Regions from separate parts of the Mus musculus genome. Here all the other regions are linked to region 1. Evidence: chromatin loops called from intact Hi-C (ENCODE). Cell type or tissue: left cerebral cortex. All regions are shown on one strand. Region 1 holds the start of Gm36570 (a long non-coding RNA gene). Region 2 has its middle 21 kb from the start of Gm7073. Region 3 has its middle 24 kb from the start of Gm36631. Region 4 overlaps Gm14664 (predicted gene 14664). Region 5 overlaps F9 (coagulation factor IX). Region 6 has its middle 160 kb from the start of Gm25851.

Region 1 (5,000 bases):
ATTTTTGTGTCAGCATGTCTTGAATTTTTGTCATTTTCAAAAGCTAAATGCTGGACGGACGGATATCTTTTCTTTTTCCCCTTACTGTGACATAGCCCCTATGATAGCTTATCTCAATTGGTAACTTGATCTGATTGATGCCCAGGAGATGAGGAAAAGCAAACGTGTGCATGGATACCTGAGGGCACTTCTAGATGTGACTGGATATAAAGGGGCCTCTGAACTGATGCTTGACTTAGTCTACTAATGAATCAATAATATGATGACGCTATTGGGAAATGAAAGGTAACAGCTGAGGGCTACTTAGAGGAAGTAGGTAACAGGAGAGATACCCTGGGGAAATTTGTTTTTTGTCCCCTCCCTGCTTCTCTCCTTCTGCCTACTGATTAGCATGTGATAAACAGAGCTGTTCCACCATGTCCCCTCTGCCTTGAGGTTCTTCTGCCTCACTTCTGGCTGAGAGTGTTGAAACCAGTCAGCCATGGACTGAACTCAGGAGTCCATATTCTACCTCCTTTAAGTTATTTCTTTCCTGTATTTGTAACAACAGTGAGAGCTGGAGCAGCCAGCTGCTTATTGGAGAAGGGAGGCACCGTCAGTGACTTAGTTTCAATTATCAGATAAGAATATAGCTATAGCGAATGTGTGAGGATTTCTTATGTTGTGGAAATGGTGGCACAGTTCTGGAAGTGCTTTTCTATTTTGATACTTAGGATTTGTAGAGTGCAGCCATCAGGGCATATCTGCTTATCACGCCAGTGCCTATTTGTATGCATGAGTTTCAAGAGCTGACTTCAGTCAAAAATAGACAATGCCAAACTAAAGCTCCTGGAACGTTTGAGTTGCATATACGAATTCTATAATCCTACCAAGCTTTCTATTTCTGTAGCCAAATATGGGCACCGTTGGAATTCAAGACTAACGTCTGTGAATATAAATTTTTCTTTCATGAAATGCTCAGGTTAAGGTGAGAGCCAATGTCAGTGATGTATATGGAAACAGGTTTGGGTATAACCTGGCTGACAGCACTATCCAGTTAACAAGAATAGTTTAGTCCATTAAATAACAGCAAGCAGGGCTGCAGCGGTGACTCCGTGGATAAGAGCATTCAGTGCTCTTTGTAGAAGAGTTTAGTTCCTAGTTCCCACACCAGGTGGCTCACAACTACCAGGAATACAGCTCTAGGAGCATTTGGCAACTCTGGCCTCCATAGGTACATATGCACAAACACATAATTAAAAAACATAAAATACACCCAAAATTATAGTAGCAGTCTTACAGACTAAGACTATCAGATCCTCCTAGCCTTCAAATCGTACACTTGTGTCATACTGTAAGGTATAAGGAAAGGAGAAAAATACTATATATATGGGGATGAGGAAGGACAAAATGCAGGTAATGGCAGGAGTTATGAAAGAGGATATAAAGCTCCTTTTCTTTCTAGGTTTAATCTGTCATGGATTTTTTGGGTGGTTAATAAGTGCATAAAATTAACTCAATATAAAAAATGTGTAAAATTCCACATGAAGCTACACAGCCTTGTTCCTAATGCCTGTTCCAACTGTAGAGAAGTTCACTGAGTTCTATAGCCTTTGGGTCTGGTTTACTTTGGTTTGTGATGTTTTTATTTATTTGGAAGTTTTTAAAAATAATAAGTTTTATAAAATTAAAAGAATAAATGCACTAGCTACATGCTAGTGCATGCTCACCTTATTTTAACTTTTGTACAATTTCTTTATGCTAAATACCTATTTTTTTTTCTTGGCAGTTACAAGTTTGGGTACATACCAGGCACAGCATATCTACCTACATATGGTACTAATGTGGAAACAAATGGAAATGTAATTGAGGAAAATACGTAATAAAAAAAAAAGATGAAAACTAAAAAAAAAAAAAAAAAAAAGAAGAAGCATTCAGTTAACACTATGGTACTTTGTATTTAATTGCCCTGTGCCTATTCATACTTTGACATCCTAAGTTCCAATATCTTAGAATGCCATTGTGTTTGAAGATAGGCCTTTTTCAGATGACTGGGTTAAAATGGGGTTATTAGGTTGGGCCTTAAGCCAATTTGATTGGAGTTCTAAGAAGAGATCAGCATGTGCAAAGATTGGGAATGTGTCAAAGCCATACAATGAACCGGCCTCTGTCCACCCTGGAAATCTCAGAGGCATCCACGCCTATTGGCACTCTGATCTTCTACTTTTAGCCTCTAGAACTGTTAAAGACATTATGGTTGCACCAGCAAACAAACACTTCTCCTCCTTTATAGAACTTGTGCTACACATTCCTGGCAGACCAGAGAAAAGAGAAGGCAGCTGAAAGTCACAGATTCTTGAAGCCCTGGGCAGCTTCTCCTTTCCTCCAGCTGTGCAGTCAAATTTCAAGCTGGATAAGCCAATTCAGCCAGTGCAGCAGCTGTGTAGGGGGCAGGGAGAGCATTACTGTTTGAAGCTGGCCTGCTATAGTATGCTGGTTATTAGCAGGCAGGTTCCTGGAGATGGCAGCATCGGCTAATGATTATTCTTTCAGGCAGCCTGACTGCCGTTTTTTGTTTCTTCCTGAACAATTTGCAGCAAAGAAGGGACACAGGATGCTCCAGGAAAGAAGAAAAAAAAAAAAGCAGGGACTCTTGCCAGGGCCATATGCTTCTAGCTAGAATGGGGAAAGCTTTAAAAGAGAACCACTTTCTCTTAGTTAATTGCAATCCCCTTGTTTCAACCTTTTGGCAAGAGAAGCCTTCCTGCAAGCCAGGCTGCCTGGGGTAGTTACATCATTGCATTGCTCAGTCTGGCTTGCAAATTCCTCCTTCTTGCTGCACTGTTGAAGTCAGTCTTGCCCCACCCCCATTCGTCTTCTTCCCTCTGTGACTCCACCTCAAATGACCAAGCATGACTATTTCTAGCTCTGGGTTAGTGCTCCCTTTGTCTACTCCACAGTCCATTTGGAACGGCCTCCTGCTCTTTGTCTCATCCATGTCTTTTACCTTCTTCCAGGATGAATTTTGTCCCCTGAAGGCTTTTTTTCATGGACTCTAAAATGCAGTAAGTTTGTTCCCTGCGTGATGCAGTATACCCTAGAGACACAGCAGAGCTCTACGCAAATTGCTGCTACAGAAGCACAGAAGAGAAGGGGCAGAAAGAAGTGAGTTCAGTGCAATCTGCATGCCTGTTGTGACACTGACTGCATGGCATCTAATCACATGCTGTTGGAGGAACATGTATGGAACCACTGACTCTTGGGCCATACTGCATGATAGTTACTGCTTTTCTAACTCTGCCCACTTTATCCCGTTCACTGCCCTCCCTCATCACTTGAACTTTATGTACAGTGTTGGCCTCTAAGTATTTTTGCAAGATGCTTGTGATGCTCCGAATTTCATAGACATTGAGCATACATTCATGGTGGGTGAATTTATATACAGTATAACACCTCAGCAAATTTATTCTCTCTTGCTCTCTCTCACTTTCTTGTTTTTGCTCTCTTCCCTTCTCCAATTTTTTTAAAAAGACAAATTCTTACTCCACAGTCAAATCTGATCTAGAACTCACTGTATAGTCTAGGCTGGCTTCAAACTCACAACAGTCCTACTGCCTACTGAGTGCTGGCAGTATGGTATGAACTACAATACCTGGCTTACCTCAATACACTTCTGAGAAAACCTACAAATCAGTATTTTCTCTTTTTCTACTATTAACACCATGTCATTTGGAGACTTATTTTCTGTAAATTGGACCTACTGTGCCTAGAAATGTGTCTGAGGTAAGAGACTTGGCAATGACTCTACTAGCCATGACAAAAAAGAGCACAGGAAAAAATGGTCTAACATAGGACTGCAGACATGAAAGCATTTAGACTAATGAGGACACAGTGTACTGAGGACTACAGTGAGAAATGAGCAAGGAAATGGGGGCGGGGTAGACTGAGAACCAAAAGGGAGTAAGGAGCAAGGACCATTTACTGAGTGGCTACCATATACCAGCCATATATCATGGTTGTCTAATTCAGTTCTTTTAGCATCCCTATGACACAAGGTTTCTTATCACACTCCTCTCTGAAATGATTGAAGCAAAGTTAATTGACTTGTCCAAAACTGGACAAAGAAACAAAGAAAATGAGAGTCAAGAGCTCAGGTCAGTTGTACTCCAGAGATTATTAGCAACTGTGTTGAACTGGCAGGTCTCACATTCTGTATATGCCTGCATTGTGTGCTCACATTCGTTCTCAGTACGAACGAAGAGTTATTCCAAGTCCTTTCGGAAGTGAAGGAACAAGCATAAGCAAGAACAATCCATAAACACCACAAATATCACCGAATTTCCTTCCAGCACAGTTCCAGGGCTTAGTATCCCTTGCTGCATGTACAAGGAGGAACATGCCCCACAGGAGAGAAAGATGCCTGGCTTGCTTTGCCATATCACATATCATGGCTCCTGGCTCAAGACACATAGCTCTAGTCCAGCTCTGGGGATGTTATATTCTCTCCTAGTGAACACTAACTTTTCTGTACACAGTCTATTCCAGGCACAGCCTAAACAGGGGAGGATGGAAATAATCTTACCACTTTGGCCTGACTTGACCAATGATACATAAACTTGGTCCCCAGGATCCACTCACTCACATCCTTTCCTCCCATCTCCTCCTCTCCTTTCCTTCCCTCTCCTATCACCCCTTCTACCCTCTTCTTTCTTCTCCTCCCCACCCCTCTCCTAGATTCCCTTCCCCTCCCCTTCTCCCTTCCCTTTCTCCCCTCCCTTCCCCTCCTCCCCTCTATTATCTTTTCTCTTGCCTGCTCTCCCTCAGTATTTCTAGTCCATGAGAACAAGAAGTGACAAAGGTACCTCATGTTTCTCTTCCCATTCAGGTAATCCCAGGCAGTTTGTTGGTTCTCTCTTCTTGATATTCTGTTCCTGTGACTCCTCTGAAACATCTGGCCCCATAGCCTGCTTTTCTCTTCTTTTCCCTTTTATTTTGTTTTCTTATTTGTATTTATTTTCTTT
Region 2 (5,000 bases), 1.3 Mb after region 1:
CAAAGTTAAATAATTCATGTATGGAACTTAGTATGGTACCCATCACACAAGAAACAACAAAGAAATGTTAGCTTTGGGGCTGGGGATGTGGGTTAGAGATAGAGCATTTATTTAGTATACACAAGACCAGGTACATCACAAAAATAGCTATTGTTGTTGGGTGTCGTGGCCATCTTAGAGAATCAGTGACATATTCCAGACATTTTAGAGTCATCACTTTTAAAAGGACAATTGAATGGTGGGGTGATTAAGTAGGCCTTCAGATATCTTTTTTTCTGATTCTTTATAATAAAATACAGCTACCAGACATCACCTATGATAATAAAAGCAGAAATATTTTTGATTTCTGAAAGGAACCTAACTGTGGGGGTCAGAAAAGATGACAAAAGAGCCCAAGACATAAATGGTGGCTAACAAATTCTAGTATTAACCTTTAAGAAACAAAAAATAGATATTTAGGAACTTATAGATGCATAGCTGTAGGGAGCAAGTGAAGTCCTGGGTACATGTACATTGTTGACATGGCATGAACATGTCAAGGACCAGTGTTTTAACCCCATGGGAGTGGCAAAATCTTATCTGGGTGAGGCTCAGAGGGGTGGCAAAGCCTTCTTTGGGTCTTACTGTGAATTATGACAGTGTATGCAAAAAATTAGTTGCTGTAGCTTTCTACCATTAGATGTTTATGACCTGGGGACTGCTCCCTTATAGAGGCTGCTCCTGCTATGAATAGCTAAACCTGCCTCCCTGTTCAGCTGTATATAATAATTCTGCCTTCTTGTGGTAAGTATGTAAAAACCCTGCCTCCTTGTTTAGTTTAGTATAATAACCCCACCTCCCTTTACAACTCTCATAATAAACACTCTGAGTGTCCAAGAACTTGCAGCATCTCCATCAGAGAGCCTAGTCCACCTGCTCCCAGCTTTCCGATATCCATGTATCTTTCATTTCCTCATCCTCATACCACCCCAGTAAAGATGGGGTGCAGAGCATGGCACATAGTTTCATATACATTTCAGTGAAGTACAAATATAATAAACACAAAATTACTAAGATTTCAAAGACTAAAACAACACAGTAATGTGATCATAAACATATAGGTATTTATATGTGGAACCTTATGCCATTCCCTTTCATGGACATGATGAGTTATTTTATCTGCTTAAAGCAGGAACTCTATCTATCTATTTACCTATCTATCATCTATTCTCTCATATACTGCATCCTGACCACAGTTTCCTCTCCCTCCTCTTCTCTCAGTTTTCTCTCACACCTCTGTTATCCCCCAGAACCTCTCTTACTACATTCCCCTTTAGAAAAGGGTAGGCTCCCCAGAGATATCAACCAAACATTACATAACAAGTTACAATAAGACTAGCTACATACCCTCATATCAAGGCTGGGCAAGGCAACCCAGTGGGAGGCAAAGGGTCCCAAAAGCAGGCAAAGAGGACAAATTACTTCTTTTTATCCCAATCAAGCAGTGCTGAAAAGAACTAACAATCACAGTGTATTCCCTTTTTGACCACAAGAGTAGGCAAGTGGCTCAAACTAGGTCAGTAATAATTGTTTCCTGTCTCTGAACATAATGGTTGGTCCATAGTTCAGTATGTGACTCAGAAGAGAACAATCAGAGGTTTTCTCCCAAAAACTTCAAATCACTTAAGCTAAAAGGTTTCTCTAATTTTGGTGGCAATAAGTCTAAGAAGACTGTGAAACCAAAGCTGCCTGTGGGATAGTCCTCGTTCTTAGGAATAAGCTAAGTTGGAAGAAAACTGGCATAAAGAAAAACAGAAAGGTAAAAGTCCGAGAAGTTCTCGAGGAGAGTTGTAATCAGTCCCTTTGGTTTACATGGCCATTTGCATTGCTGCCTTTGTTTGTGATTTAAATATATGTACCAATATAGTCCTGATTTGTTGCAGTCATTGGAATTATGTTTCTGTACTTTGTGATTCTGCCTAGTGCAAATTGTTGTGGTATATATGAAAAAAAAAAAAACAAAACAAACAAAAAAAACTGGAACCCCAAGCCATAAATTCATGTCATTGGATGAAAAAACTGGTCACTAAAATTAATCTAAAGACTATAATCCCTAGGCCCATGTCTTTAGGAAATAGCATTCTGCTGAAGAAGGCTGAGATCAACTTTGCATATTCATGTGTATCCTCTCAAGAGTCTCTGTCTGTCTCTGTCTCTCTGTCTCTCTCTTTCTGTCTCCCTGTTTCTGTCTGTCTCTGTCTCTGTCTCTCTCTATCTCTCTCCCAGAGACACACAAACACTTTATTTCAGGAGTGAAAAACTATAGGACATATCTGTAATGGTAGACATTATGTTTTATTATGTACCTGTTAATATGTTCTAGTTGCTATTACGGAAATGCTGAGAAGTAAGAATCTGCAGTTCAATCTCAATTTCTCCAGTGGCTGCAGTAACGAAAGCGGGATGGGTTGATTTCTCTAAGGTTTTGACCACCCACTGAAAGGAGCTCTTGACAGGCCAGGGTCCATTTCACAACTCTTTGCCTAGTCTGCCATCATGTGGACAAGGAGCATAAACACCAAGGAATAATGGTGGAAGCTTTCATGTAAAGGGGGCTTGGAGACTTGAGTAGTGGCGCACGCCTTTAATCTCAGCAGAGGAAGGTGAATCTCAGTGAGTTCGAGGTCAACCTCCTTTAGTGAATTTCAGGACAGCCAGGGTCACATAGCGAGATCCTGTAGGGAAAGTTTTAAAAATAAGAGAGGTTCCCCCCCCACCAACTTTCAGGAGTAGGGGAGAAGTGAAAAGGACACAGAAAACATGAGTCTGAAATAAAAAATGACAGACTAGGGGCTGGGGATGTAACTCAGTTGGTACAATGTCAGCCTAGTATGGGTAAAACCCTGAATTTAGTGATCCCAGCACCCAGTAAAGTAGGCTTGCTGGTACACACCCATAATCCATTCCTACTATTCGTGCACAGAAAGGATAGAAAGCTTCAAAGTTAAGGATAGCCTGAACTATAAGAGACCTAGCCTCAAAACAAACAAACCAACAACAACAACAACAACAACAAATCAGTAAAGAATGACAGCCCTCTCTATTTTCCCAAACCAATTTATTTTGTAGGATTTCCTAATCCAATGCAATGCACACCAGAGAGGCTAGCATTTGTTTAGCACCAGTACATGCCAGGCTGGATATTCTCCCAGTTTTTGCCCAAGTTCGGAGTGCTTGTCAGTGGAAGAGATAGAAGGTTGTAAAAATAAACTAGGGCTATAAAAGAGAAATATAAAATAAAAATTTCAATAGTAAAGTATATATGAAAGAATATAAATGATGTGCACACACATATATAACTTATATATGTGAGTAATAAAATGAGTATTTGTGAACCCTTCAGCTAACTCAATACCACCAATGCCGTGGACTTTCCTTATATGCTCCTGACCTACACTCCCCTTCCCTTGACTTAACTCTTCTGTTGACTTGCTTTCTTTTGCTTTCTGTTTTAATTTTTTATTAATCATTTTATTCATTTACATTTCAAGTGGTATCCCCCTTCCTGGTTACCCCTCTACGATCCCCCTATCTCTTTCCCCCTCTCCCTCCTCCTTTTTGCTTCTAATAGGGTACTCCTCCACCCACTCACCCACTACTGCCTCACCTTTCTAGCATTCCCCTACACTGAGGCATAAAACCTTCACAGGTTCAGGGGCCTCCCCTCCCATTGATGTCCTACAAGGCCATCCCCTGCTACATGTGCAGTTGGAGCCATGACTCTCAACATGTGTACTCTTTGGTCGGTGGTTTAGTCCCTGGGAGCTCTTCATGGTCTGATTAGTTGATATTGTTCTTCCTATAGGGTTGAAACCCCTTCAGCTCTGTCAGCCCTTCCCCTAGCTCTTCCATTGGGCTCAGTCTGATGGTTGGCTGTGAGTATCTGCATGTGTATTGGTCAGGTGCTGGCAGAGCCTCTCAGGGAACGGCCATACCAGGCTCCTGTTAGCAAGTGCTTCTTGGCATCAGCAGTAGTGACAGGGTTTGGTGTCTGCAGATGGGATGGATCCCTAGGTGGGGCAGTCTCTGAATGCCCTTTCCTTCAGTCTCTGCTCTATTTTTTTTTTTTTTTTTTGGTCCATGTCTTTCCTTGACTTGCTTTCTTATTCACTTGACTCTGTTCCCTCCTCTCCCTTACTCTCCCTCCTCTCCCTTTTCCTCCCCCACTCTTCCCATCTCCTTTTCTTCCTCTTCCTCCTCTTCCTCCTTGAGCTGCCCCCTGTCCCATTTCTAGCTCCTTTCGTTCTTCCAACATTTTCTCATGTAGCTCAGGCTGGCCTTGAACTCATCTTTCCTATTCCACCCCCTGTGGGCAGGGATTATATGGGTGTGTGCCACACTATACCTGACTCATTCCCTTGATTTCATTACGATTTTGTCTCTGAAGCAGGTGTCTCTAGTTTTCCTTGATAGATGCAAGAACGAAGGGCTGCAAGTACAGCAGGTGGCAGATTTCCCAGTTTCCCATGTGTGAGGTTCTGGGTCCCAGGGTCCCATCTGTAGCACAAAATGGAAAAAGGGAACAATAATATACCTTTTTGTTTCTCTTACAGCTTGCTTTATTAATCCTTGTTGTTCATGCTATAATTCTTCTCACTGACATGTAGGACCCTACTACTTGAATGCATTCACCCTTTCTTCTGTTGTTGGACACCCAATCTAGGTTTTCATTGTCACATACTATTAATGCTACTGCTATTAATGTCCATGGACACAACTTGTGGCAGGTCATAGGTGGCTTTTCATGAGTTTCCATCTAGTTTCTTGACCTCTGCACACATTCGCCCCCCCCATAAATATACATTTATAAAAATTAGGAAATGAAGAAGACCGTGTGGTATCTGTCTTTTTGAGTCTATGTTTTAATATTCATGAGGCAAGTAAAGTTTGCTTTTAGATATCTATGGTAGTTAGATTCTGAGGACAGCTCCCAATAAACCATGCTGTTACCTGTTCTTTGT
Region 3 (5,000 bases), 390 kb after region 1:
GCAAATGGTTGGCTTCATGGACTATGCATGGAATTGGCCTCCATCACTCAGTGGCCAGCATGAACTCAGCCCTGATGCAAGCACTCCCACCAGAGAACCCACAGCCCATGTAGCATCCAAACAGTTATATAACCCTGAGGCCGTAGGACTAAGCACTAAGAAGAAAGTTTGGTTATAGCAACACATTCAACTTCAAATATGAACCAAATGAGAGATTTGGAATAAAGAATCAGCTAGCACTTTTATTTGATCCTGAAAAGATTTGGTATCAACTGTCACCAGCTACAAGTTGTCGAGTGCCACAGGAACAGCTGCAGTAAATTGGACACAGGCTTAAGTGAGTCCTTTCCTAACTCAGGCAAACTAATAAATCTTACCGATATGACAGAGAGAGAAGGGTCAGTAAAATCTGTGCAAATATCTACTTGGACAAATACATGTTATGCAGTTTTCTTCCCTGAGATGGAAATAAATGTATCCTCTTGTTCAAGAACTATATGACCTAAACAATGCATATATATAACCATTTTAAATTGTGTGCAAAGCATAAATCAGTACAAAAAGGTGAATAGCTATACAAGAGACCCTTGTAATTAATTTTCAAACAGAATCAAGTATGCTACCCTGCATTCTCCCAAAGAGAAAAGTCTAGCCTACTTGGTTACAGTTTTGAAAGAATTATCAAAGTTTTTCAGCCCTGGAGTTAGGGATTTGCTTGTGGTGGTTGAGTTTTGTTTTTAATTTTAAAGAGAGTTGTTTGTTTTTAAGACAAACTTTCAGCTTGTGAGACAGACTAGCCTTAAACCTGACTCAGTTTCTGGAGTACTGAGATTACAATATCACTACACCCAGCCCAAACCACGTTTTATTCGGTAGTACAAAATAAGTTACTGATTACTTACTATGTGTGTTTTAGAAAGTGTAGAAATGTGGTACTCTATAATAATCTTCAATGTAGTGATGATAGGCTGTGGGCATGCGCCCCAAATGATAGGGTGGGAGGATGAATTTAAATGAGCAGTAGGCTGCAAAACAGATTATGAAGTTCATTCAAGCTGTTACTAAATTATTTGACTTGATTCAATCATTTGTCACAGCATCATTCAAAACTAAATGTATTTTGAAATGTCTATTAAATATTTGATCCCATAGTTTGCTATGTTACAAACACTATGCTAATGAACACCTGAGCTTTGAAAACAGCAAATGTGACCTATATATAGGACATTACAAATAACCAAACCTCCTAAGAATGTAAATATTTTTATTGGTTAAAATATTGAATAGGTCAGGTATTATTTGTTTCCAACATTATCTTAGTCATATATGATACTTGAAAGGAGAAAAAAAGCTACTGCATACTTGACAGTCACTACTTTGAGCAAGCTCTAAAGTCTAAGGCCAACAGCACAGCTGAAAGGGCAATCTTGCTTTTAACTAGGAGAAAATCCCCATTTCCTCATGTAAGTAAACTCCCTTCTTAAAAGTTGCCCTATTAAATTAACTTATTCTAATTCCAGCCATAATTCTAAGGCTAACTCTACAACTCTCTAACAGATGCATGTGGTTTCAAATGTGAAGAGTCAACATAAGAAAATGTCATGACTTATGCTAGTAAAAAAAAAAAAAATCATTATTGAGTTACAGAGACCTGTGCTCCTGTGTCCAGACTTGTTAATCTATTCTGAACAATTGCAAGTTAGAGACCTAAAACAGCAAGTCATTTTCTGTGAATTCATTTGGCTCAGGGTCCCTCCAAGGAAGACTGAAATGAACCCTGATTACCTCCTGATGGAAATCAGAAACCAAAGTTCTGGCCAAAAAGTTGACACTATTGGAGGTTCAAGTGGGAAGGAGTTATCTTGATCAATCAGATGCTAAAACCTTTAGTTGCCTTACTTCTCTGAGCTCTAGGTAGAAAATGACACACAGGGGCAGGTATTGGGGTGTAGCTCAGTGATAAGGTGCTAGTCTCACATGTAAACTCCTCACCTATGATCTTCACCGTGTCAAAAAACAAAACAAAACAAAACAAAACAAGGCGTCTTAAGCCAATTTTTCTTATCGTATGAGGGTATCTTTGAGACCTGCCATAGTTAAGGAAGCCGTGGAAACATGTAAGGGCAGTTCTACCTTCACAGTTTATTGGAACAGCTAATGTGTGCTTCCCAAATGGCCACCTTGTCTAAGTGGGTCCCCAAATCTTCAGTTAACACCTCTGGCTCTTAGGACAGTAGACCTAACCATCCACAAATTCCCAGAGCCTTTAGTCAACCACATTGCTTAGTGGGAAAAGAAACACTTCCACTTAGAAAACAGGATAAAGACCCTGCTCTGAAGACTTTGACAACTTTCTGTGGCAGGTGGCTGGGGCGGGGGAGGTTGGGCGGAGCTGGCTCTGCCCTACAATCCCCTAAGAAAGCAAGCTCTGAAAGAAGCGAGGAGAGAAGAAAGGGGACTAGGGGAAAGAGTTGGAGAGAAAGGAGCCCTTGGGTGCATGGAAGGGTTAATTCTCCCCACCCCAGCGCACAATCAAAAAGGGCTGGATTTCCTCCAACTCCCCACTGTTGCAAACCCACGTTACCTGGAGTGAATTTCTGCATGTCAAGATACCTGTGGTCCTTAGGACCTAGCCCAAACCAGAGTCTACTGTGGCTATTTCAGACACTCATGCACCTGAGCCTTTGCTCACCACTCTTCCAGATCTCTCCCCTGTGCCTGTCTCTGTGTCCTAATCCTCATGACTGCAGTCTCCAGTTTACACATCCCTTCTAAGCTGTGTCCTGAGCAAGGCAAGCACTAGTACAAGCTGGTGGTGGCAGAGAACACCCCTTCCTTTTCTTGAGTTCTTCCCAGCCTGAGACCTGCTCTGCTGCATGTCCCCATCCTGCCTGCGGGAGGCCCCAGGCCGAGAAGTACACTCTAGGGGACCTGGGACCAGGAGCCTTGGGCCAGGTGGCTATATCCCAGGGAGCTGAGGAAATGAATTATGCCCTCCTGCAGAGGCCCACTCCCACTAGGCACCAGTGGCAAGGGGACAACAGCCTTTGTTCTCCCGGGGCTTGGCAAGGCTGCGCTACTGAGGCGCAACACGGGCGGCGCCAGGGTATCCAGATTGCTCACTTTTGCACGCGGCATGTCAAAAGGTGCACGTTCCTGTCTTCTGCTTTAAGTGCAGTGGGTAGGAAGTTGGGGGGTAAGGGGCGTGAGGTGAGAAGTATGGGGGAAGGGTTCTGCATATGGGCCAGGCTCTTTGTTTGCATTTGAGGGCACGGCGAGGTGGGTTGAACGTGGGTCTGTGCCTGGGTCCTGAGAGTGGGACAAATTCCTGAGTATGTCACCATGTTGCACCGCGCAGCACACATATGCACACTCTCTGGAGCGTACACAAACACACATTATCACACACACACACAGAGACACACACACAGAGAGACACACACACAGCGTGAGAGAAAGATAGGGAGAGGGAGAGAGAGAGAGAGAGAGAGAGAGAGAGAGAGAGAGAGAGAGAGAGAGAGAGAGAGAGAGAGAGAGAGAGAGATATGTCCAGTCAATAGCAGGCAGCTCTGTTCCCTGCGCTCCAGGCTGCTGCAGCTTCGTCTGCCCGCAGCGCGTCCACCATGCGTTCAGAGGGGCAGTGGAAGAGACTGGAGGCTCTGGAGGAGCTACAGTTCCGCCAGGATGGAGGGAAAGTGGTGCAAACCCACACTCCCCCAGAAGCCTAGACCTCCGGGGTTTGCCCGGGGTCGCAGAGGTCATGGGCACCTTAGGGTCTAGCACAGAGACTAGGAGCCACTGGGCGGCGCGCACACAAGGGGGCGAGGGCAACCTAGCGAAGGGAAGGAGGCGGACTTCTCGGTGGGCTTACCCTTAGAAGCATCTTTCTCCTCTTTGGGCTTGGTCACCTTTCCACTCATAGATCCCAGCTTGCTTGACAAGATTCGTCCAGGAGAAGGAAGTCCTCGCCGAGCTGGCTGGACTTGCGAGAGCGCTTAGGGCGGCAAGTCGCGACCGCGAGCTCTCAGTGTGGCTCCGGGCGGAATCCGCTTTTTCCCCCGCTGCCGCTGCTGTCGCCGCCTGCGAAAGAGTGGGGAGGAAAAGAGAGGGGTGAAGGAGGAGCCGCCGCCCGAGCCTGAGCGGCCGGCCGCGGGAGGAGCCGCTCGCCGCGCTCCAGAAGTGCAGAGACAAAGCGGGGCGGCCGCTCCAGCGCCCCGCCGCTCCTACCCGCCCTCGGAGAGCCGCGCTCAGGAATCTCGGGGCACCCGGGAGGCGCAGCCGGGACTTCCCGGCTTCGCCGCCGGCCTGCCGGGGCTCTGTGCGGGTCGCTCGCTCCACGGGCGCCGACCACGCCGGGAGTTGCCTGGGTGTTCTGCCCAAGCTCTACTGGGTAGCTTTTCCCCGCCTCTCCCAATCTGCTGAGCCGCCAACTCAATCAAAATAAAACACCGAGGAAGGTTTTTAAAAAAATCAAAACAAAGACGAAAATATTCACTTAAAAATAACGAGCCTCCCCGAAAGGGAAATGTTTGAACATGTGATGAGCAACGTGTGAGCCTGTTACACCGCAGAGCCGCGCAGCTTCTCGCCCGCGGGGATTCGGAAAGGGAGGTTCGCTCCTTTCTATTTAGTCCGTTTTCAGATTCCTGTCTTTTGGCCAAAAGAGGGGCCCGGAGTTGCTGGCCCGCAGAGAAGCGGGAAGCGAAAACCCTTACCTGTTTTCTCTCCCTACACCCACACCCCCTCGGAGCTCGCCTGCTCCCTCGCTGCCACTCTCCGGGCAAAGAACTCTCTGATCCCAGAGAGGCAGGAATCGGCACTGGGGTGCGTTCTATATAAACGACAAGGTGTGGGCACGCGGGGGGCGGGGGGCGGGGGGCGGGGGGGGGCAGCCGGCGAGGGCGGGGCCCCACAAAGCCGCCTGCCGGCTGTAGTAAAAACAGAGCTCGGCAGGGGCGCGCAGACGTCAGCTGCCGCCTTGCAAAAGCCTGGCAGCCTAG
Region 4 (5,000 bases), 1.9 Mb after region 1:
GTATTTCAGGACATCCAGGACTACACAGAGAAAACCTGTCTCAGAAAATAACAAAGAAAGAAAAGAAATTTTGACCTTAGCTACTTGAACATAGTCCTATCACCCACTAAGGACTGGCGGAGCTCATTTTCCTGTGTGTGTGTGTGTGTGTGTTTTTTTTTTTTTTTGCTTAATCCAGCCTGGACCTTGCTCTTTGCATGTGTAAAGTGGAGACAACAGTTTTTCCGTTGTGTCATGGGTATGTTATAATGATCCCACCAAAGCCATTGGCTATACAACAGGGTCAATATATCCAGAACTGCAGATTAAAAGCTTCCAAGAAATCATTTAGCCTTTTAATGAGCCTAAAGTCAGAGGTCCCAAGGTGCCAAACACATGTACCAGCATCCTCAGCCTTTCCCTACCTGCCTTTCAACCTCTGCCTTACAAACCTCTAGCCAATGTCTTTTTTGTGTTTCTTTTTTTCCTTCTCCTGTGATCATGCATTTACCTCCCCTGAGACAGTGTAGACAGGGTCTCAGATGCCTCAGCCTCTAATGATGGCTCAGTTAATACCTGGGTCCTGTATATAATGCATGATTTGGAAAAAAGTGAATTGTTTTCAAGTTTTATGTTTTGAATTGTTTTCCAGTTTTATGTTTTCTTAGTCGAATAATTTTTTAAACAGTTACTGTGACTCTACTATACTATTCTTTCAACATAATATTTTTGTTGGTTACTTGGGAATTTCACATAATGCACCCTGATCACACTCACTTCCTAATACTCTCGGGTCCACTCTCCTCCAACCCTTATGACCTCCTCCGAAAAAAGGAGGAGATGGAGAAATCATACGAAGTCCAGTTTGTGTTGCCCATACACCACTGGAGCATGGTAAAACTTCAAGTGACCTGCTGCTCAAGGAAAACTTAGCTTTTCCCCACCCCCACCCACACATATTGGGAAAAGAGATACACTTCAGCATCCTTATCACAACTTTTAAGAGTTCTTTTCAGGGCCTTACTGCCAAGGCTATTTCATTTAGGGGGTGGGTTAGTGTAGTGGGGAGAGTTTGTCACAGAAGCCTTCTATGTCTCTCATTCTCCACTGTGAGTCTGTAATTGTTGATACCTCTGCGAAAGTCACTTCCTTGTCCTTTATGGTCAGTGGGAGCATGGACCATGGACATCCACAAGGCTTCTTGTTTCAGCACATACCATGGACTCTGGTGGCAGTACAGACTACGGACATCAGCACAGCCATCTGCTGTGCATGGGCGTCAGACACTATCAATAGCCTTCTGCGGCCAGCACAGGGCACACACATCAACCTGGTCTCTGGACAACATAGGCTATTTACACCATATGACACCATATGATCTTCTTTAGAAAACGGAAACTAAAGTATATAGAGGGCACATAGAAGAAAAGCATTTTTCATAATTATCATAGAATTTTTGCATTAAAAAATACCATTCAATGCCTAGGAATATGACTTAGCCATTAAAGTGCTTGCTGGACACGCATGTGCATCTTGAGTGTGGATCCCTGGGCCACATGGTAAAAGCCAGTCATAGTGGTTGCGCTGCTGCGGCTTCACTGTATCTTCCCTGTTCCAATGACTGCAATAAAAATGTTTTGATACTTTTATAGGGCATGCATGTTGCTATCTTAATATTAATATCTTAATATTTTTCTAAAGACTAATCTTACCCATCTACTTGCGCCAGTGAATGATTAGATTGATATTTTCCAGTGTTAGGAAGAAAATTAGATTAGATTAAGATAAAGCTCTAGAAAACGAACTCTTCCAAAGCATGGTCCAGCCTTACCATGGTTTGTATCCTTCAGTATATTAATACAGTTACATTCAAGTAAGTCCTTTTATGTTTCTTTCTAGAGATTATTATTCTGAAATCCTTATGTTTTATTAACATATGTTGATTTTGTATATTAATGTTTGGGTCTGGAGTAATCTCCAAAGGCCTGTGTGTTAAAAGCTTGGTGCACAGCTTCCAGCTATTGGGAGGGTATGGAATCTATAAAAGCTTGAGCCTGGTAGGAGGTCTTTTGGTTACTGGAGGAATGCCTTTGAAGGAGGGAGTGGGACCTGGCCCTTGAACTTTTTCTGCTTTCAGATCTTGGCCACAAAGTAAGTGCCTGCTCCACCACATGCTGCTCCATGATGTCCTGCTTCATCACAGTTGCAAAAGACATCAAGGCCAATTGGCCATCAACTGAAACCTTCAAACAGTACACATTCACTGTCTCTGGCATTTATATAGTAAGGGAAGGCTGATTAACACAATGGGGTACCATGTGATATTTCTGTCATTGTTATTGGTATTGTTAAAGAGTTTGACTAGTTCTTGAATGATAGGTCAACTTTGGATTTAAGGAACAAATATGACACAAGTGAAGACTTACTGAAGAAAATAAAAAATGTAGTGCTGAGAGGAAGTGTTAATTATGGGCAGAGAGGTTACATACATATCTCTGATAAATTTCTCTGATAACACAAGCCTTACTGTTTTGGTAGGGCTATTATGGTCGTTTTTGAAATGTGTGAAATGTGAAAATGAGTCTTTTAGTCTAAGGCAAAATACGTAGAATTTATTGAGAACCATGCGTTAGATGAACACATTCTGCCACCTTGTGGTCATTCTCGGGTATGTGCAATGTAATTCCATCACACTAGAAAGTATACAAATTGTGCACAGATTCAAATTGTTATGTTATGGGTACCACAATGCAGCCGCCTGGTTTTACATATGATGGAAGTGAGACCCAGATAGAGAATGAGCCCCGTTGAAGCTCACACAGATGCTTAGCAACTGAGCTGGGATCTCTTTATTTCTGATCAATTCTTTTTTTTTATGTTGTTAGGGCATTTTTATAATTTTGGAAATATGGGAAAAACAAAAAGACATTTGTAATAATTTTAAATTCTAGAGAATCATCTGCACATAATTTTAGGTAATTTCTAAGGCATTTAAATCATTGTGTTTGTGTGTGTGTGTGTGAGAGAGAGAGAGAGACAGACAGAGAGACAGAAACAGAGAGACATGGGGTTATATTTGGGGATTGGGAGGGAGGTGCTTGCTGGCTGCTATCTGGGTACTCCTAATGTTGGGCAACTTCTGAGACCTATTATATTTGTGCATTCTGCTTCAGTGAGTGAATCTCTGCCACTCGCTGAGTATCTAGGACTTTGGATATTGTTGAAGCCTTTTGCAGAGTTTTCTTAATAGTCTAAGAACATCTAAGTGTGAGTTAATGGATGTGCATATCACAGCCATTGGAAGTGTGCCTCTGCCTCAATGCAGTGATAGATTAAAAAAAAAAAGCTGAAGTCAGTGGTCAGTTTCATTCAGTGGATGAAAACTTGTCAGGTATAGTGTCTTACTCAGGTTTTCTATTCCTGCCCAAAATGTTATGACCAAGAAGCAAGTTGGGGAGGAAAGGATTTATTCAGCTTACACTTCCACATTGCTGTTCATCACCAAAGAAAGTCAGGACTGGAACTCAAGCAGGTCAAGAAGCAGGAGCTGATGCAGAGGCCATGGAGGGATGTTACTGGCTTGCTTCCCCTGGCTTGCTCAGCCTGCTCTCTTAGAGAACCAAGACTGCCAGCCCAGAGATGTTCCCACCCACAAGGGGCCTTTCCCCCTTGATCACTAATTGAGAAAGTGCCTCACAGCTGGATCTTATGGAGGCATTTCCTCAACTGAAGCCCCTTTCTCTGTGATAACTCCTGCTTGTTTCAAGTTGACACACAAAACCAGCCAGTACATATAGTCTTTTTATTTTATCTTTTTAAATTTGTGTGTATTTATTTGTGTATGTGGGTATGTGCACATTTGAGTGCAGCTGCCACTGGAGTTCAGAAGAGGGTGTCAGAGCCCCTGGACCTGAACTTGCAAGTGGTTGCTATTTATCTAGTGCAGCTGCCTGGAACTGATTTCTACTTCTCTACAAGAACACTAAGTTCTCAACTATGGACCTATTTCTTTTCAGCTCCTACTTTTTATTTCTTTAAAATGTGTGTGTGTGTGTGTGTGTGTGTGTGTGTGTGTGTGTGTGTGTGTGTGTTATGTCTCTGTCTATGGCTGTGTGGGTGTTGATTCTCATAATAGATTAAGGGAGACCAACCGAAATGTGGCCAACATCTCTGAAAGCAGCCCAAATAAAAGGACACTGAGGAAGGAAAGGTTTTTGGCATTGGTTGGTATGAATTCATGCTGCAGGGCCCACTGGCAGCTGCTGACTATGTTAATATGAGCATTCTAGTTATGAATCCATTCTGACTGTCCTGTTCTAGTCATTGACAATGGATGACTATTATCAACTGTTGTATTTCTACTTGCTAATGTGCCTCCACACTCCATTTTATATAAGCATGTTGTCGAATTTTGCTGTTCTTTTTTGAGATATTTTGTGTATCTGCTAAATTTTTACCTAAATTTTAGTATATGTGCTGCTGAAGAGAGCACTTACCTAAATTTTAGAGTCAGCTTATCAAATTCTGCCAGAAAAATATGTATGCTGAGAACTTAGGATTATATTAATCAGTCAGTTTGAGGATAATTTCTATTGAATACTAACTTCATGGACATCTATACTTTGTCTCAGTATTACTTTGTTGTTTTAAACTTTTGATTTTAGTTTTATTGCATTCTGATGAGAAAAGATACATAATTTCAATTTATCTGAATTTGTTAACATTTAAAAACATATTTTGAGTAAATAGACTTACATCACATTCTTCTTTCCCTTTTGTACCCCAACTCCTCCCGGAGAGCTTCCCCCTTCAAAACCTGCAATACCTTTTGTTTTTTATGATATTCTTTAAAAACTAAAAAAAAATTAATTAGATATTTTCTTTATTTACATTTCAAATGTTATCCCCCACCCCTAGTTTCCTCTCCAAAAATCCCCTAACCCTTCCCCCTCCCCCTGCTCACCAACCCACCCACTCCCACCTCCTGGACCTGGCATTCCCCTACACTGGGACATATAACC
Region 5 (5,000 bases), 850 kb after region 1:
AGCAGTAGCATCTCCAAGCAACAAACCTTTGGCAGAGTCACATAGAATACATTACCGTCTATGTGCCCAAGGGCTATGGATACCATTCAGGTTGACCTAACTAACACACTAAGCTGGGAGCTGTTCAGTATTGCCATAACAGTACCCAAAAAAGAAATGAATATTCTACTGCAACATGTTAATTTTACTTCCAGAGACAGGTGTGTTGGATTATAGGATTGTGAACCATGTAGTATTAGAATCATGTTACCCAAATTCACTTGATAAAAATTATTTGGCATCAGGATGAGGCACCTCATCTTTTGACCAGTACACTTGTACAGTGCTGTATATTGAGAAGGAGAAGGATACCACATCAAATATTAAGTATTTTGTACTTATATTCTGTAATGGAAGTCTAATGAGACAATAGAACATGTGCTGAAGACATGAAACCTTAGATTATTGTAGTCACATCTTTTGCCACTTTTGACTCCACTACCCATGATACTTTGTAACAACTACCTCTTCCCACACACTTGCCCAGTGACTACTGCCATCTCCCTATCCACGTTACTCCGGAAAATTCCCTCTCATCACTCCAACACAAATGCCATTGCTGCTCTCCCTTCCTCCAGGGTTGGCACAGGCAGAGGAAAGATTGAGGTCAAGTACCCACACTCGTATCATTTGGTGGAATGTGCATAATCACATAGCATCTCTGAACCAAGAGAATTGTTCCTTCTGAGCATGCAGAAAGTGAAGACTCCGGGTCCCATACATGCTTCCAAAGAAGTGCATTTGTTTTAGAAACACATTTCTGCCTTGGTGGCTGTGGTATTCCACCAAGGAAAGAGTGATGAACCCTCCCCTGTTAGGAATGGTGCAAGGTATATAGAGAGGTGTGTCTGAAGCTAGTAGTGTGGTATCAAGACTATGTGTGCTGAGCTGCAGACTACAGCCCCTGGGCACATGTGAATGAAGGCTTGCAGTCAGCCAACAAACATCCCCATGCAGGAAGGAGTATAGCATTTAAATTAGTTTAGAATGATGGGACTTGAAAGCTGCCCTAGAAAAAAGGGGAATATTTTCTCTTTCAGTATCGTCAATACCACTTATATCCTGGTTTTAGAACAACGGGCCTCATGTATTATTATTTCCCATTGAACCTATAAATTATGTTTTCATCCAGAGTGAACATTTTTAAAACATAAAGATTACCCAGCCATGAGAATTTGGATTCACTAGCCATGCAACACTTCTCAAACATAATTGTGAGAACTATAAAAATATTTAGGAGTTTCATTTTTTTTCTTCCCACAAAATATTCTCATCAAGTCTCTACGAACCTGCAAATCTGTTTTTATAAGAAACTCAGACCATTCTACCACAGTTGTTTCTCAGACAATCTCTAAGAAATTCTGAATGTTCAGGAGCATAAATACTGGAGCCAGGCAGACTGTCTGTGTGTGTGTGTGTGTGTGTGTGTATCCATATGCCACAACACACATGTGGAGGTTAGAGGCCAAATTGCAAGAATCAGTTCTCTCTTGCTTCTATATGAGTCCCAGGGATTAAACTAACGTCATCAGGCTTGGTAGTAAGTACTTTAACTCTCTCTGCCATCTCAGTAGCATGAGTGGGTATGTCTCTTTAAACCTTAATTTTCAAAAAAAACAAAAAACAAAAAACTTAATTTGCTCATCTGTGGAAGGATAAAGTAAGATTCTATGCATGTTTTGTGTTTTGAGTTCCAAATGTGTATAAGTAATACAATTATTAGCACCAAATCATCTAGGTTGTTCATTATATAATTAGGTTTTTCTGTATTTTTGCCACTTTTGAAATATAAACCAATCGCTATAAAGAGCGAGAGAGATTAAGTGTGGGAAAGAAGGCAAGAGACCTGTAACAATTTGGTGAGTCCCTTAGGATTCTATTTACAAAGCTAGTGTTTCAGTGTCCAGAACACAGTAGCTGATCAGTCAGTTGAATTCAGGCCCAGAGCAACCTTCAAAAGGACCATTTGTGCCCCACACTCAAAGGGACCAACAGCCCTCTTTGTCTTGCTTAGGAACAGGTTGTTTATAACTTAGGCAAAAGGGCATCGGCTCAGCGGCTGGCGGGCTACTGCTCAGTTTACTGAATGCTGAGTGTGCCCTCTAGTGTCCACAATTTTCAGCTTTTTTTTTCTGGTTTTTTTTTTTCTTACTTTTGTTTATTAGATAGTTCCTTCATTTCCATTTTAAATGCTATCCCAAAAGTCCCCTATACTCTCTCCCCTCTCTGCTACCCTACCCACCCATTCCCACTTCTTGGCCCTGGCATTCCCCTGTACTGGGGCATATAAAGTTTGCAATACCAAGGGGCCTCTCTTCCCAATGATGGCCGACTAGTCCATCTTCTGCTACATATGCAGCTAGACACATGAGCTCTGGGGGTACTGGTTAGTTCATATTGTTGTTCCACCTATAGGGTTGCAGACCCCTTCAGCTCTTGGATACTTTCTCTAGCTTCTCCATTGGGGACCCTGTATTCCATCCAATAGATGACTGTGAGCATCCACTTCTGTATTTGCCAGGCACTGGCAAAGCCTCACAGGAGACAGCTATATCAGGGTCCCTTCAGCAAAATCTTTGTGGCATATGCAATAGTGTCTGCGTTTGGTGGCTGATTATGGGATGGGTGGGGCAGTCTCTGGATGGTCCATCCTTTCATCTTAGCTCCAATCAAGAAGGAAAACCAATGTGTGGATACTTCATTTCTCCTTAGAATATGGAATAAAATATCTATGGAAGGAGTTGCAGACACAATTTTCAGCTTTATCTCTGAAAATCTATTCACAAGATCTTCATTTATATCAAATCTGGAATTCTCTTAGGTTGATTTAGTAAAAATGTTGATGATCCTCTTTGATTATGATGTAAATATAGACAAGAAAGAATAAATTATCCTCTTAACTATACCGTCCATGTTTAATGTCACACTTTAAACACTCCTGTCCACACTGTGTAAAAATCAAGTGCAGCAAAGCAGCCTTTTTAGAGCAAGAATAGCTTACACTTCCAGCCAGAGGTTAGGGGAGATGGAAGGAATGTGTGGATCCTACTGATGATCAGCTCATAGGTGACTAATAAACACAGGTCCTGTGGAGTCCTTAGGTCTTAGAATATATTTCATAATATTCTAATTTTGATAGTGCTTGAAACAGCTCCTGAAAAACAAACTGGTCATTTCTCTCTTTCAAGTGACAAGTAGCAAAGAGATGTCGTCATACAGGGCCAGAGACTTCATAGTAATTATTCATCCTTGGTAGTTAGTCAGTATTTCCTCTCATATACACTGTAGCTCCCTCAATAACTTGTGTCAGCAGACTCTGTAGATAGCATGGGAAAGGAACTCAAGGGCCCCACATCACACACCAGAAAACAGCACTCCTCAGATTCACCTCACCTGGAGAACCATCCCCACCATACCACCTCTCATTCTGCATTCACTTCAAGATCATTACAGAAACAACAGTCCAGTTTGTGCTCTAGGAATACTGATTCATCTGCAGATCTGACACTGTCCAGAGATACTTTATTTCTGCCCAGCACCTAGAAGTCAACTTTTCCACACCCCTGCAAGTGTAATATAGATCCATTTTTCTCTGGATCAAATATCATATGCCGTGATCTTCTTAACTTTATTTCCACAGGTCATTTTAAATGGTGAAATTGAGGCATTCTGTGGAGGTGCCATCATTAATGAAAAATGGATTGTAACTGCTGCCCACTGTCTTAAACCTGGTGATAAAATTGAGGTTGTTGCTGGTAAGTAAACAAAATAGATAATCCTTAGCAACATTAGTGCATGATGGACATATCACATGTACAAATGTCCAACGGTGTTGTTACTGAGTAAACTGGGCAAATGGGAGAGGGGCCATAATTCCAAACCATAACTTATTTCACCTTCCAAGCCCCATAATTCTTTTTTGTGAACCCATAAAGCACTCTCAGCATAGTAAAATGATTTATTGATTACCAAATTCCCCACCCACTATATTAGATCATTGAGATTTAGTTGCTAATGATCAGTGAAGCCAACCAGACTGGGGACCATGGGAAATGCATTTATGTGAAGGACTATAAACTATGAGATTTGTTTTCAACAGGTGAATATAACATTGATAAGAAGGAAGACACAGAACAAAGGAGAAATGTGATTCGAACTATCCCTCATCACCAGTACAATGCAACTATTAATAAGTATAGTCATGACATTGCCTTGCTGGAACTGGATAAACCTTTAATACTAAACAGCTATGTAACACCTATCTGTGTTGCCAATAGGGAATATACAAATATCTTCCTCAAGTTTGGTTCTGGCTATGTCAGTGGCTGGGGAAAAGTCTTCAACAAAGGGAGACAGGCTTCCATTCTTCAGTACCTTAGAGTTCCACTGGTGGATAGAGCCACATGCCTTAGGTCCACAACATTCACTATCTATAACAACATGTTCTGTGCAGGCTACCGTGAAGGAGGCAAAGATTCGTGTGAAGGAGATAGTGGGGGACCCCATGTTACTGAAGTAGAAGGGACAAGTTTCTTAACTGGCATTATTAGCTGGGGTGAAGAATGTGCAATGAAAGGCAAATATGGAATATATACTAAGGTTTCCCGGTACGTCAACTGGATTAAGGAAAAAACAAAGCTAACTTAATGAAAAACCTATTTCCAAAGACAATTCAGTGGAATTGAAAATGGGTGATGCCCTTTACAGACTAGTCTTTCTACCTTTTGTTAAATTTAAATATATAAGTTCTACAAACACTGATTTTTCTCTGTGCATAAGACAAGCCCATCTAGGATCTATATTGTTCTAGAGTAAGTAGGTTAGCAAATATAATCACTAGAGAAATAGTTTAGTAAGAGATTCACCATTTCTGTAAGTCCAGCCCTTGTTAAAATTAGAAAGTAAAGCTTTCCGTGTTGCCCATAAGGCGTGATGGTTCTTGATACAGAGATGTACCCAAT
Region 6 (5,000 bases), 660 kb before region 1:
GAATCTTGGAGGAGTTGTGGGAAGGAAACATTTGTTTAAAAAGATATTGCATGAAAATTTAAGTAAACAGAACAAAAATAGATGAGGTTAACCTGTAAAACATATGTAAAACCCCAAAGAAGTTGTTATGATTGATAGGCATTATGAAGCAGAGAACAGCTAGATAAAAATTATATCAAAATGCCATCATCAGTGGTCTGTGGGACCCAAGTTGAAAACACTGTTTTAAACTTATTCTTTTCCAGCAGCATTTTCCAATAGGAAATTTTTTGCCATGCATGCATCCAAGACCAAAGAATCTTTTGCTGTGACCCAGATATTCCTCTCCTAGTCTTATATCCAAAATAAGTATGTGAAGGGGAGATCTGTACAGCATATTTGCAACATTATTCACAATGCCCAAGACCTGAATCAATCCAAGTGCTTATCAATTAATAAGTGGATAAAGAAGTGCATATATGTGTTTGTGTGTTTAAGTGTTTGTATGTATATGCTCACACATGCTATTGAATACTATACAACACATACATAACATAGCTGACGACTATTCAAGCTTCAAAATGGAAGTTTTGTCATTTGGAACAACATGGATTAACCTAAGGGATTTTGTGCTCATTGAAATAAGCCAGAAAAGAAAGGTAGATAGTGATCTCCCACAGATGAGTCTAAAAAGGCAGAACTCACACAAAGATGGAGCAGAATAGTTAGCAGTTATAGGCTCTGCAGTTTGGAGAAATGGTGCAGTGTTGGTGAAAGGATACCAAGTTTCAGTTCCATAAAAGGAATAAACTGAGATCTACTGTACATCATGGTAGCAATAGGTAATAGTAATGTATCTATACTTAGATATTTCTTTCTTAACTTTAAAGATCTTTTTTATTAGTTTTAATTGTGTGTGTTTGTGTGTGTGGGGGTTGGTGTGCATGTAAATACAGTGTTCACAGAGGCCCGAAGTGGTGGATCTTTCTGTAGTTGAAGGTATAGACAATTATGAGGCCCTTAGTATGAGTGTTGGGAACCCATCCCAGGTCCCCGAAAGCTCAGCAATCTTATCCACAGAGCCATCTCTCCAGTGCCTACTTCAACATTTCTTTTTTCTTCTTTTTTTAATTAGATATTTTCTTCATTTACATTTCAAATGCTATTCCCAAAGTCCCCCATTCCCTCCCCGCTCCCTGCTCCCCAACCCACCCACTCCTGCTTCCTGGCCCTGGCATTCCCCTATACTGGGGCATTGAATCTTCACAAGACCAGGGGCCTCTCTTCCCAATGATGGCCAACTAGGCCATCTTATGCTACATATATAACTAGAGACACGAGCTCTGGGGGTACTGATTGATTCATATTGTTGTTCCTCCTATAGGGTTGGAGACCCCTTCAGCTCCTTGTGTACTTTCTCTAGCTCCTTAATTAGGGGTCCTGTGTTCCATCCAGTAGATGACTGTGAGCATTCAATTCTGTATTTGCCAGGCACTGGCATAGCTTCACAAGAGAGAGAGAGAGAGAGAGAGAGAGAGAGAGAGAGAGAGAGAGAGAGCTATGTCAGGATACTTCAATATTTCTAAAGGTGTAGACTGTAAATTCTCGTGAAAACATCAAGTATTGTCTGGGAGTTGCTAATTATGATAGTTTGATGTAATAATTTTACTAAGTACACATGTATCATCATCACACCATATTAAAAAAATGTATACATGTTTAATCTGTCATTTAAAAGTTCCAGAGTAAAAAAAAAAAAAAAACTAAAGCAAAAGGTCTACAGTCAAATAAGCATGAAAACTCTGTATGTTCTTGCCTTTCATGGAGAGCCACAGACAACATTTGTCTGGGAAAAGGCTCTGAGAGCTTGTCCAGGAGAGATACTAGTTCAGCCCCTGTTACTTGATCATGTCTCAAATGGTTAAACTCTCGAATTGTTTACCAAATGTGGAGTAACGGAGGTAGAAGGCAGGTTTTGGGAGATTCTGACCAGTGTTATCCTTACAGCTTGTCATGCAATCCCTCTGGTGGACTCTAGAGAGCACCACTTTCTTGCAAATGCAGTAAAGACAAAACTAGACTCCTTAAGGTTTGGTGGCTCACTGCCAGATAATATGCTGCTGCAGTAAATATTCAGACTGATGGAAACAGCTGGCATCAAGTACAGTTTGGGAGGAAAGCGAGGATGATGGGAAATACACCAAAGGTAACCGGAGGCTGCCAGCCTGGGAGCCCGGCTCCAGATGTTGTCATTCCTTTCTTCTTAAAGTTTGTCTTATCAGATGTTTATTCATCTGAACAAACTCTCATGGCTTTCTGTTTGTTCTCTTGACCCCAGGGGCTTTACTGATGACAGCAAAGTTATGCCTCAGGGATTTTGAAGTGTCCTTAGTAATGAAACTCCCCAGGTCTAGTTAAGTTCATCATCATCTTCCTCTAGCCCCCTCCCCACAGCCCCTGATTCCCATCGCCTCAGAGGCAAAGAGTCAAACTCTGTGCATGGCTCCCGTGATGCTCCACGGCATGATCTCTATTTACTATTTACTAGCGAAGAGGCGTGCTCTTTATTGTCTCTGTGACTTAAATGCCCTTTTCCATCCTTGTCAAAACGTAAATCAGCCCGAGGTACATATGAAGCAAAAAGATACTTCTAATCAGAGTTATTCCTAGCTGCATTTTTTTTTATTTTTTAAATTAGACTGTCATAAAATTGTATACATAAATAAGCTGGGCGTGGTGGCACACGCCTTTAATCCCAGCACTTGGGAGGCAGAGGCAGGTGGATTTCTGAGTTCGAGGCCAGCCTGGTCTACAAAGTGAGTTCCAGGACAGCCAGGGCTATACAGAAAAACCCTGTCTCGAAAAACCAAAAAAAAAAAAAGTATACATATATGTTTATCATTTGATAGTTCAACATATGTATGTATTGCATGCTATTTAGCTCAAATACTTAACGTTTTTATGGCAAAAACATTCTAAGTTTTTTGGGCTTTTTAAAGCTCACAGGGAATTTTTCTTAGCTATAGAGGCTCTCCTGGGTCGCAGAACATTAGCTAAAACTGCTTACTTATAATTATAACCCGTGGCAGTGGATCAACCCGTCCCCACAGCTGTTTTCTTCCTATTCTCCTCAGCCTCTGATCATCACTACTCTATTTTCATATTCTCTAAGAGCATCTACTTTCGATGTCGATGTCAAGCAGGGAATTCTTTTTGCTTTTTACATAGTCTGTATTGCGGTTCACTCTGGGGGTCAACTAGCATTGTAGGAATCCATGTTCTCCTTGGATGTCAATACCTTGAAGGGAGAATGTTTTGCTAACTCTTTCACCCCTCTAATCAATCAATCCATCAGCAAATATTTGTGTGCCTACTCTGAGTCAGGCAGCAAAGCTTACACACAGTAGGGGCTCTAGTGGTGTTTATAGGCTCAGCATAGCGCCTAGAAGTGGAAGTTGATTCTCTGATGTAAATCTTCAGGAGACGATTCATGTCAACATTAGCGTGACTGATGAGACCATAGGCTAAGCATTGTTGTGACCACCATTCCTGTGACTTTCTGTGAGAAGTCCTGGATTGCCAAGCAGATATTCAAGACAAATCAACAAACCTAGAAAATGCTGGTCATCTCTGAGTGAAGCAGAGTCATGCAGAGTGTAATGATTCTTTCAAGTCTCTGGCTTAGGACAACTAAGATTAGGCTCCAAGAGAAAGGTTCTGGTCTTAGTTCTATAGTTGCATTGGTATCATCTACAAAGTGACAACATATCAGTAAAGGAACAAGGGAGATCACACTTGGAATTTGGTCCTCTTTTTTTTTTTCTCTTCATCTATGCAGTTGTTAACCCCCATATGATATTAAGCACCATGATAAATTGAATATTTAATATCTGCATTTCTTGATCAGCATCCCACTATTTTTCTATTGACGGTATTATTTATTTTGTAGTTTAGGAGATTGCAGTTCATGGAGTGAAAGTGTTCTGCTAAGTACCTTCATGAAAACGGGACATATCTGTAAACCTGTCACTTGTGTCCAAATGCTATGAATCCTTTTACTCTTATCTAGCCATCAAACTTCTATTAAAAACAGTGAGTATGTGTGACTAAAGACTACATTTTAGGTCTCCTTGCAATTGTTCTTCTATTAAACCTTGTTTATATTCCTTTGATGTCCTTTGCATATTAAAGACGGGAATAATTAGGTCAGGATGTTAACAACTATCCAAGATCACACACTAGGTAAAGATGGCTAAGATATGCATCCAAGTGTCTCTGAATCTTCATTTGCTACTCTTCCACTATATCCCATCAACTTCTCTGCTAATATGGTGGAGAGCCCAGGATCTGCTGTGTGGATGGTTTAACAAGTAGAAATTCACAGACCACTCAAAATGAGAACTTACCTGGAAATCCCAGGATGTGTGGTCTCCCCTCTCTAAATGGCAGAACTTCAAAGTTCCAATACTAGCGTGTAATACTAGCTGTAATACTAGCGTGTAAAAGCTGGATCGCAGGGCTCGTGACTTGGAAGTAGCTTCATTATGTAAATGCTGCTGCAGCTGCTTTGCTGTCTTCTGGCAACTCCAGGAAGTAAGTAAGGAGATTTAGGTTGGCCTGGTTGAGGAACAGAGAGTAATAATAGTCTTTTTCTTTCTGTCTATATTCAGTATACTCACCAGAGAGCAAGTTAGCAACTTCAAAGAATACCTTGGCAATGACAAACAGTGAATCTAATGCAAACTCTAGCATCTCTCAAGCACATTCTAACTAAAACAAAAGGTTCGGACCCAGAAGGGGGTCCTTCAAACCCTAATGGATGAATGCTCCCCTAACAGATAGCAAAATCCAGAGGGGGTGGTGAAGAGATGGGGATGAAACAATATATTTGGAATTTGATTGTTCACACTAAGCCAGGTAACCCCTATGGTCTTGAGCTTGCTTTGAAAACACAAATGGGCTAAAAAGGTCAGGATTCGATGGGAACTTTCACACTTGGACATTTGCTCAGCTCTTCAGAG

The links. A loop is a pair of places that touch in the nucleus more often than their neighbours do. Peaks named below come from ENCODE experiments on the same cell type or tissue, not always from the same donor. Only the 100,000 strongest peaks of a DNase experiment are listed, where the experiment ranks them.
Region 2: it touches region 1 in a loop (6-fold over the local background); 6 of 42 quality-filtered maps call a loop at or near these places.
Region 3: it touches region 1 in a loop (5-fold over the local background); 4 of 42 quality-filtered maps call a loop at or near these places.
Region 4: it touches region 1 in a loop (5-fold over the local background); 4 of 42 quality-filtered maps call a loop at or near these places.
Region 5: a loop joins it to region 1, with 5 times the contacts of the local background. A loop is called at or near these places in 22 of 42 quality-filtered maps.
Region 6: it touches region 1 in a loop (6-fold over the local background); 3 of 42 quality-filtered maps call a loop at or near these places.

What each region holds. Positions count from the first base shown.
Region 1 is chrX:59,176,706-59,181,705 of GRCm38, forward strand. Gm36570 (a long non-coding RNA gene) reads left to right here and starts at 2,587. Exons shown (of 2, transcript XR_386938.3): 1 at 2,587-3,144. It also overlaps a transcript of Fgf13 not described here. In left cerebral cortex, CTCF peaks have their summits at 1,165 and 2,506 (motif pointing right); DNase peaks (open chromatin) are centred at 784, 1,124 and 2,604.
Region 2 is chrX:60,465,419-60,470,418 of GRCm38, forward strand. No RefSeq gene overlaps it. Among named protein-coding and RNA genes, the nearest start is that of Gm7073, 21 kb to the left of the region's middle. In left cerebral cortex, a CTCF peak has its summit at 2,530 (motif pointing left); a DNase peak (open chromatin) is centred at 2,520.
Region 3 is chrX:59,563,269-59,568,268 of GRCm38, forward strand. It overlaps a transcript of Fgf13 not described here. Among named protein-coding and RNA genes, the nearest start is that of Gm36631, 24 kb to the right of the region's middle. In left cerebral cortex, CTCF peaks have their summits at 2,921, 3,795 (motif pointing right) and 4,967; DNase peaks (open chromatin) are centred at 2,930, 3,077, 3,656, 3,922 and 4 more places; H3K4me3 peaks cover 1,977 bases; H3K27ac peaks cover 1,076 bases.
Region 4 is chrX:61,044,269-61,049,268 of GRCm38, forward strand. All of the region lies in intron 2 of Gm14664 (predicted gene 14664), which reads left to right. Among named protein-coding and RNA genes, the nearest start is that of Gm14664, 35 kb to the left of the region's middle. In left cerebral cortex, a CTCF peak has its summit at 2,638 (motif pointing left); a DNase peak (open chromatin) is centred at 2,636.
Region 5 is chrX:60,024,756-60,029,755 of GRCm38, forward strand. F9 (coagulation factor IX) reads left to right here. Exons shown (of 8, transcript NM_007979.2): 7 at 3,680-3,794; 8 at 4,139-5,000. The coding sequence ends at 4,686. Among named protein-coding and RNA genes, the nearest start is that of F9, 28 kb to the left of the region's middle. In left cerebral cortex, a CTCF peak has its summit at 2,134 (motif pointing left); a DNase peak (open chromatin) is centred at 2,110.
Region 6 is chrX:58,513,075-58,518,074 of GRCm38, forward strand. No RefSeq gene overlaps it. Among named protein-coding and RNA genes, the nearest start is that of Gm25851, 160 kb to the left of the region's middle. In left cerebral cortex, a CTCF peak has its summit at 2,014; DNase peaks (open chromatin) are centred at 2,003 and 4,516.